Regions from separate parts of the Homo sapiens genome. Here region 1 is linked to region 2. The links are chromatin loops, found by intact Hi-C in ENCODE. Cell type or tissue: IMR-90. All regions are shown on one strand. Links, peaks and the distances in the headings refer to the core of each region. The heading gives the core; the rest is flanking DNA.

The links. Peaks named below come from ENCODE experiments on the same cell type or tissue, not always from the same donor. Only the 100,000 strongest peaks of a DNase experiment are listed, where the experiment ranks them.
Region 1: it touches region 2 in a loop (5-fold over the local background); 36 of 110 quality-filtered maps call a loop at or near these places.

What each region holds. Positions count from the first base shown.
Region 1 is chr6:117,342,939-117,351,525 of GRCh38, forward strand. It overlaps ROS1 (ROS proto-oncogene 1, receptor tyrosine kinase), which reads right to left. Exons shown (of 44, transcript NM_001378902.1): 28 at 1,122-1,324. Among named protein-coding and RNA genes, the nearest start is that of ROS1, 79 kb to the right of the region's middle. In IMR-90, for the core only: a CTCF peak has its summit at 3,417 (motif pointing right); no DNase peak of the experiment used is centred there.
Region 2 is chr6:117,446,629-117,455,215 of GRCh38, forward strand. No RefSeq gene overlaps it. Among named protein-coding and RNA genes, the nearest start is that of ROS1, 25 kb to the left of the region's middle. In IMR-90, for the core only: CTCF peaks have their summits at 2,301 and 3,408 (motif pointing right); DNase peaks (open chromatin) are centred at 2,283 and 3,433; H3K27ac peaks cover 687 bases.

The sequences.
Region 1 (8,587 bases), core at 263-8,262, 100 kb before region 2:
AAAAAGACTTTCCTTAGACCAATGGTTCTCAACTTTGTTTATACTTTGCTATCATCTGGGAAGTTTTAAGAAACTACTATGCCTGGGTTCTATTGCCAGAGATTCTGATTGAGTTATCTGGGGTGAAGCCTAGATGCAGAGTGTTTTGTTTTTTTTTTTTAAAGCTTCGATGTGCCGCCAAGGTTGAGAACCACTGTCTTAGACCACTGTTAATCAATGAGAAGACAATAAGATAGATTAAATTTAATAACAGACATGACCAGTGCTGCCAAGTCCAATCTTGGCCAGCCAAATGATCTATCTGAAATTACTTATTTTAGAAATGTGTAAAAAGGGTTAATTAGACAAAATTAAGGAAGGAATGAAAAATCACATACACTTTATGGGAAAACATATAGTGTTTAACATCCAACAGTTAGTCAATTTCACCTTTTGAACAGGCTAAATAAAGCCAAGCACAAAGCAAAATATTGGATATATGTGATTCCATCACTAAGACAACTGAAATACTAATGAATACATTTCATCATTTCAATGATTGAATGAATAGTGCCAATTCATTCAAGAAATAGTTAGTGAATGCCTACACAGTGCCACTAACTGTGCTAGGTGCTAGGCATACAATGATGACTAAAAACAGTATCTGCATAGCAGTATATTTCTCTGCACATAGGAAACAAAAGACAAAATATAATGTACAATTTTTATATTAGATAAATGCTGTGGAGAAGAGGTATAAGGCAATGTTCTTTCCGTCCAGTTCATTTCTTACTCTTCAATCTTCAGTCTGCTCCATAGGCTGCAAAAATAATTCTCTATCATTCTCTCTGAGGATAATTAGATAATCAGGGAGGGGAATAAACCCAATTCTTTCTGGACACTCAGAAAACGGTTACCATGGCAATCCATCAATGGGCAAGAGTTGATATACTTCCTTGAAGCTTAACTTACTCCCAGTCAAGAAAACTAGAACACAATATGTTTTGATGAATCATTAGCTGTAAAAAAGTTGCGTACTAGTCCATTTCAGAACATATAGGAAATACTTTACTATGGCTCATAATTTTATATCAAAAAAGAACATCTTGTGAAAAGACAAAGACCACTAGTTCCAATCTTACCAGAATTCTATATTTCAAGTCAGAGCTGTTTTTCCTGTCATTAACTTCTGCATAATAAACCAGGTATGTTGGAGTAGGGCTGGTGATGCCATACCATGTGAGGTTTGTCTTGGCCAGAGGTAATCTGATTGTGAGGCTAGTGTTAGTGGCATTAAGTATAGTTGGTTCCACAGTGTCTGAAGCTAGAGACAGAAACGCTTTATCTAAAATAAGAAGAAACCAAAAGATTAAATATCTATACTATATATATGAGAGGAAAAGCAGATTTTTAACAAGAATAATATCAAAGCTTAGAAAGAAATTTGTAGAGCATACATAACTTTTGCTTGAAAACATAAATATGAAAATGATTTGAAATAATATTCTCTTTGAAGAAACAAAAATGGCTGCAGCTTGATACTGTGTGTAGTATGTGTAGTATGTACTGCTACAGTCTACCCAATGTCCTCTCCTTTTCTTCAAGTTCATATATATCTGATATTGTTCAGGGCAGTATGCTGGGAGGAAAAACTGTTTCTGAAGTTTGATTGCAGCCCAGACAATCATGTGACACGGTCTGGTTAGTCAGATGTGCTTATCACTGTGGCGCACCTCTGTCCTTCACCCTCCCCCAACCCAGGAGGCGGACACTATGCAAGAGGGGCGGCAGCCATCTTGTGAGAATTGAATAAAGGACTCACTAAGGATGTTTGGGGAAAGATCAAGTCCAGGTGATTGATGGCATTGTGGAGCTCCCTGGCCACCGCTTACAACCAAACACCTTGCACGCTGCACAACTCCAGGGAGCCCCAGTCACAGAGACTACAATGGAAATGGTCTGTTCTAGACCAGTGCAGTAGCGCAACCATACCGCAGGCTTAAGCCTCGAAAAATCGCAGATCTGTCACTTGCAGCTGAACACAACTTCTTGACCTATTCACTCTCAGTCTTTATGTAAAACATCACCTAAAAATGTAGCATAATTACATAATATGCAAATAACTCCAAATATGATTTTAATATGAAATCTAACAATCTTACACCAGTTAGCCAACTCTTTAACTCATTGTGCGTGGCACTGTGCAATCTGGCTCCTGCCCGCATATCCAGTCTCTGCTATGCAAAGCCATCCTTCACTCTAACCACAGTACACTATCTACACACTGCAGGACTTCTACCCCTCCAACCCTTCACATAGGTAGTCTCTTCAGGTTGGAATGATCTTCCCCATCTGCCTAACCTTACTTAAGCCTCAATTCATGCATCATTTTTCCTGGGAAGCCCTTTCTGCCTTCCTATTCCAGGTGAAGGACATCTCCTCTCTGTCCTCACTCCACTTCACGTGTTCTTCTACCAGTGCACTAGCCACATGTGATTTTGGTTTTGGTTTTCTTTTGCTGCTTTCTTTTCTTCATCTAGCACTAGAATGTAACTATCTTTGGCTGAGACTGTGCTTGAATTATCTTTGTTCCACCAGAGCCCCAGGAGGGTGCCTGACATATATTAGGTATTTAGTATGTGTTGTCGATCCTTATGAATTCATATTAGCCACATATAAAATACAACCTTTGCATTCAGCAAGTAAGAAAATTAGGGGGTAAATGTCTAAGTGACAAAAACTTGATGAAGCCAGCTCCTTCACTTGCTAACTTTTTTGTCTTGGGAAGGTTACTCCAGCTCTTCTGTAAACAGAGACAATGGCCTGCTTTACAGATATTTATATATCACTCTATCCCTAGCACATGGTAAGAACATTAAATAAATGTTAGCTATTACTATCATCATTACTGAGACTAAAATGAAAAGTTAGAGAAAATAATGCTGGTCTGGTCTGGGAATTCCAAATATGAATTCCAAAATGCAGGAAAAAATGTTTAAAATTAGAAGTACATCGAAAATCTCCAACAACAGTGTCAAGGGCACTGTGAACCTAAGTTTGAGGACATTTGGAAAGTATGGGGGTTTAGAGATGGATAACCTTACTAAAGTTACAAGATGAACCACTCTTCAGTTCAACCAATATTTATCCAATATATTCAGTTTGTACTGATTTCTGATCTGAACAGAGAATGGGATACACATGTGAGCAATCAGAGCAATTATCTAATTCAAAAGTCATTGGTAATTTTGTCGTTCTTTTATTTAATTGATATAATATGACATGTTGAAGTGTCAGAAACATTATTCAGGACAGAAAGACAGGTTTTTCCCTTACATTTTTTTTTTTATCCCATACATTTTGAAGATAATTGAATACCTTCAGAAAAAAAGGACCAAGATAACTTGTAATTGCTTAAAATTTCCAGCAGATGGAGGTAAAGTATTCTTAATAATGTACCTAGAAACTAGCAACATAAAATAGACTCCATTTTTTAAAGAAAATAATGAGTATTAATCATACTCTTAATGAGTTCCAGTTTAAAAAAAAAACTCATGCCACTCTTGGGACTTCATTTTGGAGCGTGTTTGTGTATGTGGCTGGGAGGAGGATATGTGTGTGTGTCGTTCAACTTCAGATACTGCATGGACGTCTTTTTTTTTTGGTAAGACTTTATTTTTTAGTCAGTTTTAGATTCACAGCAAAATTGAGAGGAATGTACCAAGATTTCCCAGATACTCCTTTTCTCCACACATGCATAACTTTCCCCCATTATCAATACCCCTACCAAAGTAGTACATTTGTTACAATCAATGAGCCTACAATGACATCATTATTACCCAAAGTCTATAGTTTACATTAGAGTTCAGTTTTGTATTGTACATTTTACGGGTTTGGACAAATGTGTAATGAGCTGTATCCACCATTATAGTATCACATAGAATAGTTCCACTGCCTTCAAAGTCCTCTCTGCTCTGTCTATTCGCCACTTCTTCCCCCAGCCTTCTCGCAACTAGTGATCTTATTACTGTCTACATAGTTTTTTACTTTCCCAGAATGTCATATAGTTGATATCAGCCTTCCCCAACTTTGTTCTTCTCCTTCAATACTGTGATAGCTACCTATTCTAGGTCTTTTGCCTCTCCATATAAACTTTAGAATCAGTTTGTTAATATCTACAAAATAACTTTAGCTGGGATTTTCATTGGGATTTTATTGAATCTATAGATAAGTTGAGAAGAAATGACATCTTGACAATATTGAGTCTTCCTATCTATGACATGGAATATCTCTATACTTATTTAGCACTTTGATTTCTTTCATCAGGGTTTTATAGTTTTTCTCATATAGATTTTTGTGCATATGCTGTTAGATTTATACCTAAGTATTTCATTTTCTGTGGGTGTTAATGTAAATGATACTGTGTGTTTAATTTCTAATTCCACTTGTCCATTGCTGGTATACAGGAAAGTGATTGAGTTTAGTATATTAACCTCGTGTCCTGCAAACTTGCTATAATCACTTATGAGTTCCAGGAGTCTTTTTGTCAATTCTTTCAGATTTTCTACATAGATGATCATGTCATCTGTGAACAAAGACAGCGTTATTTCTTCATTCCCAATCAGTATACCTTTTCTTGTATTGTATACCTTTTCTTGTATTGTTGCATGCTGTGACTTCCACTGCAGTGTTGAAAAGAAATTGGGAGAGGGAACATCCTTACCTTGTTTCTGATTTAGTGAGAAAGCCTCTAATTTCTCACTATTAAGTAATGATGTTAACAACAAGTTTTTTTATACATGTTCTTTCTCAAGGAAGTTACCCCTATTCTTAGTTTGCTGAGGATTTTTCATCCTGAATCCGTGTTGAATTTTGTCAAAAGCATTTTCTGCATCTATCAATGTGACCGCCTGATTTTTCCTCTTTAGTCTGTTGATATAGTGGACTACATTAATTGATTTTCAAATGTTGACTCAAACTTGCATAGCTGGGATAAATCCCACTTGACTGTGATATAAAACTATTTTAATATATTGCTCGATTTGATTTGCTAATATTTTGTTCAGGACTTTTGCAATTCTTGCAATATTCAAGAGAGACACCGGTCTAAAATTTTCTTTTCTTGTAATATATTTGTCTAGTTTTGGTTTTAGGGTAATTCTGGCCTAGAATAAACTCATTCATTGGCCTAATTGGAAGTAGGCCCTCTGGTTCAATTTTCTGAAAGACATTGTAGAGATGGTATAATTTTCCCATAAATGTTTGATAGAATGCATCATTGAATCCATCTGGCCCAGGTGCTTTCTATTTCAGAAGGCTATTAATTATTGATTCCACTTATTTAATAGATGTGGACATATTCAGATTGTCTATTTCTTCTTCTGTGAGTTTTGGCATATTGTGTCTTTAAAAGAATTGGTCCATTTCATCTAGGTTATTAAATTTGTGAGCATAGAGTTGTTAATAGTATTCCTTGATTATCCTTTTAATCTCCATGGGTTCTACAGAGATGTCCCCGCCTTCATTTCTACTATTAGCAATTTGCATCCACTCTCTTTTTTTCTTAGCCTGGCTAGAGGCTTATCAATTTTATTTATCTTTTCAAAGAACCAGTTTTTGGCTTCATTGATTTTTCTCTATTGATTTCCTGTTTCAATTTCATTGATTTCTACTATACTTCCTTTTTATTTTTTCTTTTGTTTTAGTTTTGTTTCTTATTATTATTTGGGACTTAATTTACTCTTCTTTTTCTAGTTTCCTAAAGTAAAAGCTTAAATAATTTTAGATCTATTTTTTTAATACATGCAGTCAGTGCTGTAAACTTCCCTCTAAGCACTGATTTTACTGATTCCCGTAAGTTTTGATGTTTTGTTTTCATTTTTAGTTCAAAATATTTTTAATTTGAGATTTCTTCTTTTACCCATTTGTTATTTAGAAATACGTTGTTTAATCTCCAAGTGTTCTGAGATTTTCCAGCTATCTTTCAGTTATTGAGTTCTAGTTAAATGGCATTGTAGTCTGAGGACAGATATTGTATGATTTCTATTCTTTTAAATTTGTTGAAGTGTATTTTATGTTCTGTCTTGGTGAATGTTCCATGTGAGCTTGAGAAGAATGTTTATTCTGCTGTTGTTGGAAAAATTATTAATAGTAGATAGATGTCCATTACAGCCAATTAATTGATGGTGTTATTGAGTTCATCAGTATATCCTTAGTGATTTTTTTTCTGCTGGATTTGCCCATTTCTGATAGATGTCGTGAAGTCTTCAATGGTGATAGTGGCTTCATCTGTTTCTTGCAGTTCTATCAGTTGTTGCCTCATGTATTTTGATGCTCTGTTGTTAGAGATATATGCATTAAGGATTATTACATCTTCTTGGAGAACTGATCCCTTTATCATTATGTAATGTCCCTCTTTATCCCTTATAACTTTCCTTGCTCTGAAGTCTGCTGTCTGAAATTGTTTCTTCTTTCATTTGATTAGCGATAGCATGATATACTATCTCCATCCCTTTACTTTTGATCTATATGATGTGTCTTTATATTTAAAGTGGGTTTCTTATAGACAATGTATAGTTGAGTCTGTTTGTTGATCCACTCAAACAACTTCTGTCTTTTAGTTGGTGTATTTAGACCACTGATGTTCAAAGTGACTACTAATATAGTTAAATTAAGATCTACCATATTTGTTATTATTTTTCATTTGTTGCCCTTGTTCTTTGTTCCTACTTTTGTCTTCCACTTTTTTTCTGACTTTTGTGGTTTTATTTGAGCATTCTAAATGATTCTATTTACTCTCCTTTCTTGGGAATCAGTTATACTTTTCTAAAAATATTTTTCAGTGATTTGCCCTTGAATTTGCAATGTATATTTACAACTAATCCAAGTCCACCTTCAAACAACACTATACCACTTCACAGGTTTGCAGTACCTTATAATAACAAAATACTCCCAAGTCCTCTTTTCTATCCCTTGTGTCACTGCTGTGATTCATTTTGCTTAATATAAATATAAATATACACATATATATATGCACACATACATACATAAGTGGATATAATTGAATATGTTATTGCTATTACTATTTTGAACAAACTATTATCCATTAGGTCAGTTAAGAAAAAGAAAAACTTTTACTTTACTTTCACTTATTTATTCTCTAATGCTCTTCCTTTCTTTATGTAGATCTGCATTTCTGATCTATATCATTTTTCTTCTTTCTAAAGAACTTCTTTTAACATTTCTTCCAAAGCAGGTCTACTGATAACAAATTCTCTCAATTTTTGTCTGAGAATGTCTTTATTGCTCCTTCTCTTTTGAAGGATAATTTCACAGGGTATGGAATTCTAGGTTAGTGTTTTTTTCTCTCAACATTTTAAATATTTTACTTTTCTCTCTTCTTGCTTATATAGTTTCTGAGGAGAAGTTGGATATAATTCTTATCTTTGTTCCTCTATAGGTTAAGTATTTTTTCCTCTGGCTTCTTTCAGAATTTTTTTTCTTTATCTTTGGTTTTCTGCAGTTTGAATATGATAGGCCTAGTGTAGATTTTGGCATTTATCCTTCTTGGTATTCTTTGAGCTTCCCATACCTGTAGTTTGGTATCTGACATTAATTTGGGGAAATTATCAGTCATTATTTTTCAAATATTTCCTCCAAATATTTCTTCTGTTCCTTTCTCTCTTCTTTTTCTAGTATTCATATTATACCTATCTTACACCTTGTGTAGTTTCCCCACAGTTCTTGAATATTCTGTTTCGGTTTTTTTCCTTTTTTTTTTTTTTTTTACCTTTATAGTTTTGCAGGTTTCTACTGAGATATTTTCAAGCTCAGAGATTCCTTCCTCAGCCACATCCAGTCTACTATTAAGCCCATCAAACATTCCTCACATGTTACAGTGTTTTTATCTCTAACATTTCTTTTTTTTCCTCAAATATCCATATCTTTGCTCACATTGACCATCTGTTCTTGTATACTGACTACTTTATCCATTAGAGCCCCTAGCATATTAATCATAGTTGTTTTAAATTCTCAGTCTGATAATTCTAACATCCCTGCCATATTTAAATGATTGTGATAGTTCCTCTATCTCTTCAATCTGTGTTTTATGCCTTTTAGTATGCCTTGTAATTTTTTCTTGATAGCTGAATATGCTGTACTGGGTGAAAGCAACTGCTGTAAATGGGCCTTTAGTAATGCGGTGGTAAGGTGTAGGGGAAGGGGAGGCATTTTATAGTCTTAGATTAGATCTCAGTTAACTTCAAGTGGGTTTTTGCTTTGCTTTTCGACTGTGAACTTCACAGGTTCTTTTCAGTCCCCCCACCCCACTTAGGTGGGACACGACGGCTGGAGTGGGCTGGGGTTGGGCACTTCTCTTTACCCAGGTCAATTAAGCTCTGATAAAACCCGAGCAGGTCCAGCTGTGATTAGTGTATCTTGAATGCAGCCCTTGTTAAGAAGAACAGAATGCTCTGGTGCCTTTCAAAATTTTTCCTTTTCCCTTCTCTCTGTGGGAAGCACAAGGAGATTCTCTAAGAAAAAAACCAGTTAAAGCTCCTGGAGGTAAAACTTATAAAATGAAGCCCTCCTATGACAGGATGCCCCTCGA
Region 2 (8,587 bases), core at 290-8,289:
CAACAAATTCCAAAAATGGTCCCTACTAGAAATACAAGTTTGGCAATTTCCCTCACCTCCTTTGATCTTAGGTTAATTTTCTATTCTCCTGAGTTTTCTTCATTCTTCTGTGAAATTAAATTCAGCCGCCTGTCGAGCTCTCTGGATCCCTTGCAGGTGAGTTCTGCATGACTTCCTTCTGACCTGTGGAAGGAGGAACAAGGAATATTTCCAAATTTTGCACTGCCACCCCCTTCCCTCCCTGAGCGTTAGGCTAGACAGTAGTGGCCAGAAGCCCTTCTTGCTTCTCTCCTCCTGAAATTGATTCAGCCATTTAAGACTATGACTGTTCTCCCACACAGAAACTCCTCTCCAGAAATGCTTGGCCCAAACTCCCCTAACATTTGTAACTTCGTATAACTCTTTTGGTTCAAGTGCAACAAAAAATGAGTGGTACGGTGATGCCAATTTTGAGGTATCATAGTTAAGCCATGCTAAGTCACTTTAAAAACATTCCATTTTATTCCTCCCACAAAGTCACCCCCTCAGAGACTCTGGATGAGGGGAATACTGAGGGAGGAAAACATCCAGAAGAACAGAAAAAGGCAGTGATGTGGGACTTGAAAAATACTGCACAGAATTCTGTCTTCACCCCAAAGGCTGATTATTATAAATTAAACAGTTTGCCCACCTCAAGCAAGCATTCAACAGGCACATCCTATGTGCCAGTACTGTGATAACCAGCACCTTAGAGGCACTGGCATCCTGGCTTATGAAGCCCAAGGAAGGTAAAGAAGAGATGATTTTCCAGGCATGGTGGCTCACGCCTGTAATCTCAGCACTTTGGAAGGCTAAGGCAGCAGGATCACTTGAGCCCAGTAGTTCAAAGCCAGCCTGGCCAACATGGCAAAACCTCATCTGAACAGAATATTTAAAAAACTAGTCTGTCATGGTGGGTGCATGCTTGTAGTCCTAGCTACTTGGGAAGCTTAGGTGGGAGGAACGTTTGAGTCCAAGAGGTTGAGACTGCAGTGAGCCATGATCGCACCACTGGACTCCAGTCTGGGTGACAGAGGGAGACCATGTATCAAAAAAATAAAAATAAAAAATTTAAATAAGAAGAGATGATTTGATGATACAGAGAAAAATAGGAATGATCTAAAAGAAAGCAACTGAAATGGCTTGCTGCTCAAACTTAAAGCCTTTGCTAAATGCCCATGCTTTGGAGCACTAGAGAATGCCTGCTTTAAATATAGGACAAGAGAGGTGCTGTGCATCATGAAATAAAATGATGCCTAACGGCTAACTGGAAGAAAACAAAGATGAAGGAAGAACAAGTGGTCTAAGAAGAAAGGAGCAAGTCCTTCAGAAAGAAGGTTCTTGAAAACATCACATCCTGTCCCTCATCCCACCTCAGGAGCTGCTTGCGATCCAGGACGCCTGAAACCCTGCCTTTCCAGGGAGATTAGGGTAGAAAGCTCTCCCAGTAACAATCTGCTGATTTGAATTTCTGATGAATAGCAGCTCTGTGGAATTTATCAACATAGCCAGACCAGAGCCACTCTCCAAGGGACAAAGAGCCAGCATCGCCTGAGAGGAGAAGCTTTCTCTCCTTCACCCAGACTCAGCACTTGGTCTGTACCTGGCAAAAACAGGAAACAACAGCAATAATAGGAAAAGGAGAGTGTGCACGCACAACAGTCACAGTAATCCTGCCTTGGAAGGCCAACCAGATCGCTCAAGATCCCCACTCCTTTAATCCTTAATGCTCAATTCAGTGAGCACAATTATGAAATCTGTTTTACAGACGAGGAAACTGACGCTTGATTGATTGAGCCAGAGGTAAAACCCAGATGTGTCTGACACTACATCTCCAAATCTCTATATAGCCAAACATTGCATCTGAAATTCATGGCTTCCTTACTCTCTTAAATCATTTCCAAGTTAATTGATTCTATAGTCTATAGACCTGAAAGTAATTAATCATGGAAATGTTGAGGAATAAACTAGTTTTTCATATACTGCCTTTCTACTCATCATCCCTTTTGCTGACAGTCTGCTGCAATGAAAACATGACACCAAGGATCTATTTACTTTATTTTTAAACAGCTTTATTGTGATATAATTCATATACCATACAGTTCACCTATTTAAAGCGTGCTATTCAGAGGCTTTTAGTATATTTACAGTTGTGCAACCAGCACTGCTATCGAATTCCAGAGCATTTTCATCACCCAAAAAAAAAGAAACCCCGACCCATTAACAGCCGCTCCTCATTCCCCCTCCCGACAGTCCCTGGTAACCACTAATCTACTTTGTCTTTACTGCCAACTCTGGACATTTCATATAAATGAATCATACAATATGTGGTCTTTTGTGTCTGGCTTCTTTACTTAGCACAATGTCTTCAGGGTTTATCCAGGTTGTAGCGTGTGTCAGTACTTCATTCCATTTTATTTCTGAATAATACTCTATTATATGAATATGCCACATTTTCTTCACCCACTTAGCAGTTGACAAACATTTGGATTGTTCTCACTTTTTGACTATAATAAATAATATTGCTAATAACATTAGATCCATTCACTTTTAATTCATCAGACTTTCCTTTTACCCTAAGGGTTACTGTGAGCTCCCATAAGTCTGTAACAAATTGCTAGAAGCAAAAAAGGCTAAAATCCCTGGGCAAAAGAGCCATATGTGTGTCATATGTAGAAACTCTGCCCAGTTTACCAACAACTTTCCCATTTTTAGCCTTAAAGTCCTGGGAAAACTTTGTCCCAGGAAAAATGGAACAGTTGATCATCCTAGACTGGAATTTAGCTCAGAAGACAATTCTAGAAAGTCTATTTCCTGGGATGTTTTTTGGTTTCTGGTAAAGGTATGGTTATATTTAAAGAAACTGACTTATGCAGTAACCATCATTTTCCATACTTTCATTTAACAGGAAACAATTATTTTTAATTTTTAGTGAACAATGCCTAACATTTTCATATATACTCATTTTAGAGTTACAATCGATGAGGCTATTTGCCTTGCATATTTTTTAAGTGGAATACTAGTTACATATTCAAAGGCCTTGTTGGGACCGGGCACAGTGCCTCACACCTGTAATTCCAACATTTGGGAGGCTGGGGTGGGTGGATCGCTTGAGCCCAAGAATTTCAGACCAGTCCAGCCAACACGGCAAAACCCCCATCTCTACAAAAAATACAAAAATTAGCTGGGGTTGTGGCACGGGCCTGTAGCCCCAGCTTCTTGGGAGGCTGAGATGACAGGATCACTTGAGCCCAGAAGGCAGAGTTTGCACTAAGCAGAGATGGCACCACTTCACTCCAGCCTGGGTGACGGAAGCAAGACCCTGTCTCAAAGAAAGAAAAAAAAAATGAAAAAAAGCCTTGCTAGAAGCTGAAAAACTTATGTCCACAGGGTGGCGGTGTAACACTCTACAAACTCGGAATTGAAGTAAAAGCTAAATTAACCAAACTTCATCTTTTATTTGAACTATGCGATTTTATGGGAAAATGGGTAAGACCAACCAACTACTTGTGAAACCAGTTGCTTTATTTTATATTGATAAACAGCCACTTATGGCTAACTATTGATATATCTGAACCACAGGGTAAAGACAAGAAATACAAATTGGATGCCTTTTTCGGAGCTTGTTTTTAAAAATGCTTTTGACAGAATTATAGAATCATAGAAACCTTAGAAATCACACAACTCAGTATTTTCAGACATTTTCTCACCAAAAAAAAACAAAAAAAAAAACACAGGTCATGTTTTCTAGTGCTATATATGCCTGTGACATTTAATAGAATGCAACTTCACCTCTTTCCCTTCACTTAAGAAAGAATATTGAAATTCACATGAGTGACTTTAAGGGGCATTATAAGGGTAATCTCAAATCTTTATTTTTAAATTAACTACTCCCTGGCTTCAATCCTTGATTTTTAGAAATAAATTACTTGTATATGGTTTCCGGTCAATCCCAACACATGAGTGTGTGAAAGTCCTTAAAGTGAGGAAGTATGATCGTAGCACAACCTCTCATCAAATGCTGGACCCACTCTGACAGCATCCTTAGCAGATATCTACCCTCAGGGAAATGGACACGAAAACAATGACCTTTAATGTGCATTGGCTCCATTAGCATAAACCCAGTGTTTGCAAGCCTGACATTTATTTTGCATATTTTTTTCTTCTAGATTCTTTTTTCCTTTCTTCTAGACTCCTTTTTCCCTCCTGGGGAAATGTATACCTTTTCTAGCAAACAGCAACAGACTTGGAATTTAGAAGTTATTTTAGTTTGTTCATGTGATTAAAGGTAAGGGAAAATGTATGCACCAGCCACTTACATGATTAAAAAACAACACTGAAATATCTGAGAAAAACAGCTTCTCTGTTATGGTTTGTAACTGGCACCCCAGGCCAGCTTTCACCTTCTGTTAATAATGAGGCACTATAGGCTCAACAGCTGAGCAAAGATAATTTAGCAAAAGAAAGATAAACACAAACTAAATTTGAACTCAGTGATATATATTTGTATTTTCTAACCTTTCTGTGTCAAATCATGATGTCCATGGAATAAAAAGCAATTTGATCTCTCAGGGCTATTTCTGCTGTTATCTGTTTTCTTCTAGGAGTCTTCAGTTCAATCTTAGTGGTGTTTCTTTCAGCCACGTTGATTCAGACATTTATGATGGCATTGCTGATATGCAAACATGTAGGCAAACATGTAGGCAATGAAAATCTAATCTAGGAGAGACTAAGATAGCACATGTTTAAATTATCTACCCTGTTCTATGAACTTTTGTTTTGACAATCTAAATGCCTACTTCTGTGACTCTTCTAAACAAAACTACTGGATAATAACAATTAGATTGATCTGAGTTGTTTTCATTTGTTTTTAATATTAACAAGTGCCCTCCAGGACTGCAATACTTTTGCTGCAGAGGATCTTTGAGGCATAAAATATATACCTAGGAGTGTGAAAACTCCCGTATTAGTCTGAGTTAAATAATCCTTTCTCTAAATAGTATTGCCTGATATGTGTGAAGTGATCCTTTGCTAATTAGTTAATACAATTACTCTCTTTTCCCACGAGGCCAGGGACTTCCCACTTGGAGAGTTTCTCAATAGATCCTGAAGTTTACATAACAACATCCTGTTTGGTAGAATAGGCGATACAAGCACTCTTCTGAGATGAACGATGCTTTTGAAAACTAAATCTTCAATGTTTCTTTTTGGGATGGTTGCTCAACTTTGTAACAGATTTCAAAGGCCCATGAAGGCAACTTGTCTGTTGTTGGTTGCTCCGGCATGCAAAACCAGCTTTCTGAGCTCATTAAGGTTTGTCCATAGGAACTTCCCCTGGAGCTGCCTATGCTGACGTCTGAAAATCTGAGTTACTATTTTTGAGGTCCTGAAGTTCAAACTAGAACTACCTGAGGGTGGTAATCATAATAGCTTCCACTTACTGAACTCCTTACTACCAAAGCTAGCTGTCTAATCCTTGTGGTTTTTATCCACAGGTGCAAATGAAGAAACAAACTGGAAAGCTCAGTGACCTACTCAGTGCAGAGCAAGGTTTGAACCTGGGCCTGATACTTACCTTGACCTTTTTCCACTGAACCATCCTGCTGTCCTGGGGCTCTTTACACAAGGGAGGACAGAGGCTTGTATGGGAAATACCTATATAGCTAACCCAAGAAGCAGTAAGGCAGTGACATGAGTCCTAATGCAAGTTAGAAAGCTGGACAGCTGTGGCCCCTGCCCTAGGACTACTGAGACAGAACACTTGACCTCCATCAAAGTGTCATCAGTGGTTTTTTATTATAGATATCTCTGACTCTTATCCTTTCCTAAACTTGCCTCATTTCAAGGCTTTTTCTGCTTTACTCATTTTTATGTTGTTTGGAATTTCCATATATCTATTACCTTTGTAATTTTTAAGGCAATGAAGATACTTTTTTTTTTTTTTGAGACAGTCTCACTCTGTCACCCAGGCTGGAGAGAAGTGATGCCATCTCAGCTCACTGCAACCTCCACCTCCCAGGCTCAAGTGATCCTTCTGTCTCAGCCTCCTGAGTAGCTGGGACTACAGGTGCGTGCTACCACACCTGGCTGATTTTTGGTGCTTTTTTTTTTTTTTCTGTAGAGACAGGGTTTTGCCATGTTGCCCAGGCTGGTCTTGAACTTCTGAGCTTAAGCAATCCTCCTGCCTTGACCTCCCAAAGTGCTGAGATTGCAGGCATGAACCACCTGTGCCCGGCGGAAGATACAGTTTTAAAGTTTTGCAAAAATGTTGTCCAAAACTAACATTATAGAGGTATTTGATAGTTTTAAGTGTAGTGTGTGATACAAAGTACTGAGATAATTTATAATTATAATAATAATTATTATTATCTGAGACAGAGTCTCAATCTGTCACCCAGACTGGAGTGGGATGGTATAATCATGGCTCACTTCAGCCTTGACCTCATGGGCTCAAGCAATCCTCCAGCCTCAGCCTCCCAGGTAGCTGAGACTACAGGTGTATGCCACCACACCCGGCTACTTTTTTTATTTGTTGTAGAGACAGGGTCTCACTATGTTGCCCAGGCTGCCCTTGAACTCCCGAGCTCAAGCAATCCTCCCACCCCGGCCTCCCAAAATGCTGGAATTATAGGCATGAGCCACCACACCCAGCAATGAGAGAAATTATGAAATTGAATCACGGCTTTCTGAGCAGTTTGAAGTGAAGATGGGAATCAGCACATTGTGGTCCAAATATCCCTCCCACCATCACCTGTCTTACCTGTAATAGACATTGTTAGGTTTCCTAACAATGATTGAAGCAGGTATGGTGAACAAAGGACTGCTGGTTACACATGCTCTGGCAGCAAGTGTCTGTGCCTCACCCACCCCAGCCCCCTCCTTGAGCCTAACACTAAGGTGATTTAGTTATATAGAGGATGACACTCAAGTCTGTTGCACGCATTAGTTAAAACTAAGAACAGATAAAAGTTCAATAACTCATTTTTTAGGACTCTAAAATGGTCCCATGTCAAAACAACTGTCAAATTATCATATATTCCTGCCACTCACTATGTGACTTTGGGCAAGTCACTTAACATCTCTGCTATCATTTCCTCATCCAAAAATGAAAGGGTTGGAATGTATAATGGTGCATTCTCTTCTAGAATTAACATTCTAGAATTTTAATGTGTACTTTCAAAATTTCCATGGGTCCTCAGGTTGATTGAGAGAATCAGCCCCAGAATGATCGCCAGCATAAAACAATCTATGGTAAGGCCAGCTCTGTACAGCTACCACTCCACACCATCTCTCACTTCCCACTCCTGTTTTCTCACCCCACATTGCAGCAGTTTCCTTCTCTTCTGTCCACCCTTCCTCAATTCCAGCACTCCTTCCTATGCTAGAATCAACTAGACCAAATATTTAGATATGGATTTATCTTGGCTTACCAACATTGACTGATTTTACATTAGAACAAAATATCATTAACCATCGTGCAAACACAATGGTTGCACAAAATAAGGAAAAGCCTTGTGTACTTCTGAAAATGTGTTTTTACCTCACTGAAATACCTGTAGGCTGGGCATGGTGGCTTACACCTGTAATCCCAGCACTTTGGGAGGCCGAGGTGGGAGGTTCACTTGCATCCAGAAATTTGAGACCAGCCTGGGCAACATAATGAGACCTTGTCTCTACAAAACATCAAAAATTTGCCTGGGTGTGATGGCTCATACCTGTAATCCCAACACTTTGGGAGGCCAAGGCAGGTGGATTGCTTGATCCCAGGAGTTCAAGACCAGCCTGGGCAACATGAAGAAACCCTGTCTCTACAAAATATACAAAAAATTAGCTGGGTGTGGTGGTGCATGCCAGTAGTCCCAGATCACCCGAGCCCAGGAGGTGGGGGCTGCAGTGAGCTATGATTACACCACTGCATGCCCGAATGGGCAACAGAGTGATACCTTGTTTCGAAAAATAAAAGGAAGAAAGAAATACCTGTAAAAGTGACCTCAGAACTGTACTACACTGTAGAATTACAAAGGCTTTCAAGTATAATATTTTAATATTCCTGATGAGTTTGAGAAGTAGGTTTCATTATCTCTCTCTGATAGATGAGGAATCCAACACTGAAAAAAATAATTTGATCAAGAACTCACAGTTAATAACTATGTATGCAAATCTATTAAATTGAGATCCTCCAGGGTAAGGCCATGAAATACAAATTTCTATCTCTAATTTTAATTTCCAAGATAATTTACTTTGGCTTGTATAAATCAACTTTATGACTTTTTTCTTGAGAAATATTACCCCAAAATATCCACTCCAAGAATTATAACTAGGCTGTTGATGTTTACCTTCTTGGAGATGCCATTGGTGTTTTATGTAATGTTTTGTTTTGTTTTAAAATCCTCTTACATGCCATACCAGAGAAGGTGTTTAAAAAGTATTTTTTAAAAGAAGGCGTGGGTAGAAAGATGGATGGATGGATGGATGGACGGATGGACGGATGGATGGACAGTTGGATGCACAAATTAAACATCAAATGAATGAATGAACTTGGAATCATTTGTCTTTTCAATTATTGATG